Linked DNA regions of Homo sapiens: region 2 is linked to region 1. A link is an interaction called in ENCODE POLR2A ChIA-PET data of the cell type or tissue named here. Cell type or tissue: Panc1. All regions are shown on one strand. Each heading gives the region's core, and the rest is flanking DNA. Links, peaks and the distances in the headings are about the cores only.

What was found. ChIA-PET counts read pairs that join two places held together with the same protein. Peaks named below come from ENCODE experiments on the same cell type or tissue, not always from the same donor. Only the 100,000 strongest peaks of a DNase experiment are listed, where the experiment ranks them.
Region 2: POLR2A ChIA-PET joins it to region 1 with 8 read pairs; 1 of 35 experiments calls an interaction of 5 or more read pairs at or near these places.

What each region holds. Positions count from the first base shown.
Region 1 is chr11:10,147,879-10,150,805 of GRCh38, forward strand. All of the region lies in intron 2 of SBF2 (SET binding factor 2), which reads right to left. Among named protein-coding and RNA genes, the nearest start is that of SBF2, 140 kb to the right of the region's middle. In Panc1, for the core only: no CTCF peak of the experiment used is centred there; no DNase peak of the experiment used is centred there; H3K27ac peaks cover 936 bases.
Region 2 is chr11:9,955,464-9,958,390 of GRCh38, forward strand. The region is part of intron 16 of SBF2 (SET binding factor 2); the gene reads right to left. It also overlaps the pseudogene GLULP2. Among named protein-coding and RNA genes, the nearest start is that of LINC02709, 200 kb to the left of the region's middle. In Panc1, for the core only: no CTCF peak of the experiment used is centred there; no DNase peak of the experiment used is centred there; H3K27ac peaks cover 2,036 bases.

The DNA.
Region 1 (2,927 bases), core at 116-2,615:
AATAAATAGCAGCTACTAGAAAAAGTTACTTATAAATGTTCTCAGCTTCAGATTCCTAAATCTCTAAAACAGGAATAACATTCACTTCTGATAAGTAACTATAAACAGCAAATAAGATGACAATGTGCTAAATGCTTAGCATGGTACCTAAAACACTGTAAATAATCAAGAAATGTTATTTTCTAAAAGTTATCAAAATAGTATAAATGTAAAATATTGATTTTTATATTTGTGCTTTACTATATAATACGAAGTTTACTGCTATAACCCAAATCTCAATGCCTTAACCCAATGAAAGTCTAATATTCATTAAATAATAATTTGGGGGTGGCGGTGAGCAGGAGTATCGCAGTAGAGAGAGAATACTTGGTACATGGTCATTTAGGGAACTAAGTTCCAAAAATCCTGTGAGATCTACTTTTGAGGACATAATTGAAAGGGAAAAGAAAGCAAACCCTACATTTGCCTCGAAATGACTTCTGCTCATATTCCATTGACAAGGCATAGTCACATAGCCTCCATACATGGGGGCTATCTGAGTCTATCTGTATGCCCCAAAAGAGCAAAGAGAGAATCTAATTAGTTTCTGGAACAATCCATTATTTAACTCACTAAATACCTATTTTTTTTTTAATTCTTCCTCCCAGATATAGAATGCACTCAAGCTCTCCACTAGGAAGATTACCAAAGGTCCCAGCCAGGACAAAATCTAGGATCTCCAGTTCATACATAATCTTCTTCATCAGATGTAGATGTCGCTCTCCATGTCCCCACAACATACGCCTTAAAGAGAAGATATCTGTCCTGTCTCCCTCTGTACAAAACACATACCATGGGGAAACAGAGAAAGGATCACCGCATTTAGAAATGCAAAAAAAAAAATGGAAAATATTCAGTGGTTGCTAATCTGTAGCATTATGAAATCCCACTGGATGTATGAACATTGTGAAGGAAGAAATTCCTTGTTAAGGCCCTAATTTTGTTCTCCAGGAGAAACTCCCTAGTCCTTTGTTGTTCTCCATGGCTCCTGGCTTCACCCTCTATGGGTTTTCCTTGCCTGTTATCTCCCGTGGCCACATATGAAGTTGGTGTTGAGAAGTATGCCACTTGAGGACAGCTTTTAGGGCTCAATGAACAGTCACATGCCTTCTAAGGCCAAGTTCCAAGTTTCTCTAGCAACAAAATTCCATCAGAATCATAGCAGCTTCCAGTCAGATCCAAATGCTAATAACCAACTCCAAAATTACTTTTTATCATTCTCAAATCTGCTTTATTTTTTTGCTTCTTTTCCCAATGTCTCATCTCTCTGTTAATTTACTGGTGGCTACTCTGACTTTTCAGGCTCAAGAAAGCCACACATCTTAATCTGACCATTATATCAATGTGTAGCCACTCGGCTACACGTAAGACTGAGAAGTCTTATGGGGTCTTTTTTGCTCAAAGCCTTCTTAAAATCCATCTTTTATTTTTGAGAGTTTAAAAACAGTCATTTTTTCCAATTCTGAATTTCTGGTTATTATTTTCTTTCACTCCTGTAAACCAAACAATAGTTTCCTAAACTCATCTCTTCCTTGACTACATTTGGCAAGGTAATGCAATTACAATGAACACACACTACTAACAACTTCTTTTCTTAAACCTTCAATCTTGGTAGAAACATGAAATGGCCTCCAAGTTGCCAAAGGTAAGAGTTTTACAAACATTCATCACATGACATAGATTTCTAGCCATCCCAATATGCTGTATGTGTTCCTCACTGCCCAACCCTTAGGCCAATGTCATATACTTTGGGATCTTGTTACAGTAGCAACACAATTCAAAATGTCAATTTCTATGTTGATCAGGGTAAGTAACTCTCTCTGCTGTAACAACTAACTCCAAAGCTTCAGTGGCTTACACAACAAAAGTTTTCCCTCTTATGTCACAATCAATTTGGGACAGGGAAAGATGGTCTTTCACTATGTGACTCAATGACATTTTGTCTACTAGTGTCTATCCTAGGGCCTTGGAAACTCCCACTAAATATTCCTCAATGAGGAGAGTATGGAAAGTTTTGAAGGAAATTTTAGGGTTAGTTCTAAACGTCATGCTCATTATTTTCATCCACATTCTACTCTCGAGAGCTAGTATCATGGCCCCACCTAATACAAGAGGAAGTACGTCTAACAGTATGCCACAGAAGAGAGAAAATGGTTATAATAGAATAACCACCCAGTCTCTGCCATATCTGTATCCTTGAACAAAAATTGCATACTCTTATCTATGCCAAAATCCAAAACTATCTATCATTTCAAGCAGACCCTTCTCAGCCCACAGATGGAGAATACTAAATAAATGAAGTCCATAGGTTCATTTAGTTACTCTAGTATATAAAGTATAATTCTGATATAACCATATGAACTTAATCCAAATCAAATATTTCGTTGTCATTCTTTTAAAGATAAATTATCTTAGTCATGATTGGATAAAATTTATGACAGAAAACTCATTACTTTTTCAGGGGCGAAACACTATTTTCATTCCTGACCAAATGTCAACATAAAAGATTAAGATGAACAAATCAAGATCTATTATTTCTGGAGAATGGGATTACTGATGGAAGAGGGGGTACTTAAATGGAAATATAATAATTTAATATTTAAATTTACTTTGAAATGTTTTAAAATCTATTTCAAAGAAAAAAATTGTTTTGTTACAATAATCTGTCTTGTTTAAATAAGTAACAATATTTTATTGACTAGAAATCAACCCCAAAAGCTAGTTTTTAAGCTGTTTAGTTGAAAACTCTTTATCGACAAATAACTGATCATCTGTTTTAGTTCTACCTTAACATAAATGTCCCACATATTGTACCTGGATAAAACAGTAAAGACTTAAACACTTCAAAGGAAAACATACTTTAAATATAAATGGAGGCATTTAGTTAT
Region 2 (2,927 bases), core at 151-2,650, 190 kb before region 1:
TAAAGAAGAGGTGCACCATATTTAATCGCTAGCCAAATGGTAGGCAGTTAGGCTGTTTTTGATTTTTGCCATTATAAAGTATTATATCTACTGTCTCATACTCTAAAGAATGTATATCCAGTAAAAGTGAATCATCCCCTAACTTGGCAATTAACTTATACAATCTACAAAATGTTTGAAGTGAGTTTGAGAAGATAAATATGCCCTGTAAAGAATCTAATAGCAGTCAGTACTTTAAGACATAAAATATACATAAGCTATAAGGTTATGAAGAATGATACAATGAACACCCATGTACCTAAATAGTATATTATCATTACATTGGAAGATCCCCATGTTTACTGCCCCTCCTCTGTGTCCCGCAGAGGTAATTTTCTTAAATATTTTGTTTCTTATTACCTTAGTTTTAAAAAAATACTTTTACCACGTATGTTTGTATCATTAGATTAAATATCCTTAAATAGTATATAACATGCACTTGAATTTTGTAAAGTGGATCCATATTATAGTTGAATTGTCCTTTTTTTTCTTTTTTCCTTTTTATTTTTCTGTAACTCATGACAGTGCTGAATTGTCTTTTTATTTTTGTACAGAATTATCTTCTTTAAGATTCATCTACATCATCCTTTGTAACTGCAGTTCATTTATTTTCTCTGATATATAATATTCTAGTGTAAGAAGATATAAGTTATCCATTCTAGTGTTGGTTGGCATATGAGTCATTTCAAGTTTTCTGCTATTTTGAACAATCTTGCCATTAACATTTTTGTACATGTCTCTTGATGTATGTGGGCAAGAGCTCCTCTAGGAAGGAAATCACTAGGTGATAGAGTACGCTTCATATGCAGCTTTATAAGATAATGACCAATAATCTTATTTCTCATATCTTATTAAAATTTCTAAAGTAGCTATACCAACTTACACGTTCACTAGCAGAGTTTATATACTCTATTTGTTCCATACATTTGTTTGATATTATCAGACTTTTTAATTCTTGCCAGTGAGTGTAAAAGGCTCTGCTTATAGTTTTAATTTGCATTTCTTCAATTATTGACACAGATCATCTTGTTATACACTTATCATCCAAGTGGGTTTCCTTAACTCTTTTTTTTTTTTTTTTGGAGATCTTATGTTAGGCTGATTTATAAGTGCTGCTCTGGGCAGTTACACAATTTGTTTATAGTAAGGAGTTGTCTGACTTTGAGCATACTGTACTTGGCGATTAGAAGTCATCATGGCAAGAGAAAACCACAGCTGGCCCCCTGAAGCAAACACAAAAACCAGAGAATGGTAGCGGAAATGTAGAGATAAAGGTGGGGTTTGTTTCTTATTACAAAAGAAAAAAATAACTGCTCAGTAGTCTTAACAAAAGAATGGAATATTTCACACTGGGAGAAAAGACATTGGGATACAAAATTTCAAGTGTTTTGACTCTAGCCCTGTCCCCATATCCTTCAAGAGCAGAGGCAGAAGGAGACAGTTAAAGCAAACAGGCAATTCTGCAAAAATTACTTAGAAACTCTACAGATTTGATTAAAATCTAAACTTCTATTTTGTTTTTTAAAAATTTAATATATCAAAAGTCCTGCTTTAGTGACATGTTATTCCCACCAGAAAATAACCCCAATATTCCCTCTGTCAGTAACATGCTCAAGTTGACCAGCTAACTCTTACCTCTAAACCCATGTGGACAAGTATATGTCTTTTAAACCAAAGCCATGGGGATCAAGTGACTGCTAGTAACATGTCGTCTGTTAACTGACCAGTATTCGTCTTCTCCAGAGGGTGGGCAGGGCACAGAAACCCTAGAGTGGTCATGAAGGACTAACCGCAAATCAACAACTTTCAAGCACCACTTCCCTCACTCCTTACTCAAAAGGGGCTACTTAATTTCTGTCTAGATTATTTGCTTTGAATTTGGTATCCCGTGACCTGTATGTTGTTTCTCCCTTAGCAAAACACACATAAGCCACAAAACTATATATATAATCTTCTTGTTTTTATTTTTTTTTTTGAGACAGATTCTTGCTCTGTCGCCCAGGCTGGAGTGCAGTGGCATGATCTCGGCTCATTGCAACCTCCAACTCCTGGGTTCAAGCGATTCTCCTGCCTCAGCCTCCTGAATAGCTGGGACTACAGACGCCTGCCACCATGCCCGGCTAATTTTTTGTATTTTTAGTAGAGTCAGGGTTTCGCCATGTTGGCCAGGATGGTCCCAATCTCCAGACCTCGTGATCCACCTGCCTTGGCCTCCCAAAGTGCTGGAATTACAGGCATGAGCCACTGCACCCGACCCTTGTTTTTACATTTAAATATAAAAACACTACTCTGTTTTGTGTGATAAATAGAGGACCAAGCAAAAAGAACCTCTTCTTCTTTTAAGGTAGGGATATCCATCAGTTTATACTAAGCTTTGTGTTCAGAGGAGAGCATTTCACCCCAAGCTAGGCTAGTCCCACACAAGCAGGAGACCAAGGGCATTCTCCTCCCTGATCCCCAACCCCTACCTTCTCTCCTAATCCCTACTTTTGTAGAAAGTTGGTTATAATCTTTTAAGAAACATTTCCACCACAAAGGGAAATCCTAACCTAACCAGAATAAGTCAGGTCTTCCCCTCTCAGGTCCCTCAAAGAAAAAATCCCCCTCCTTCAAACATGCAGTCTGTTCCGATAGCTACGCTTATTGAACAGGCACACCCCGTTAAATGGAAGCAGTGGTTATGTTTCACCACCCAGCTCCCCACTAATGTACTAAAAAGCTTCAGTGATAGGGAAAGAAAAGGAGGGTAAAGATGTGAAGAAATTAATAATTTGACCCCTTATCCCAGCCAAAGAAAGAAAGCAAGATTAACTGGGCACAAGGAATTTAAAAAGACCCTCATATTCCATCCTTTCTTTTTTTTTTTTTTTTTTTTGAGACGGAGTCTC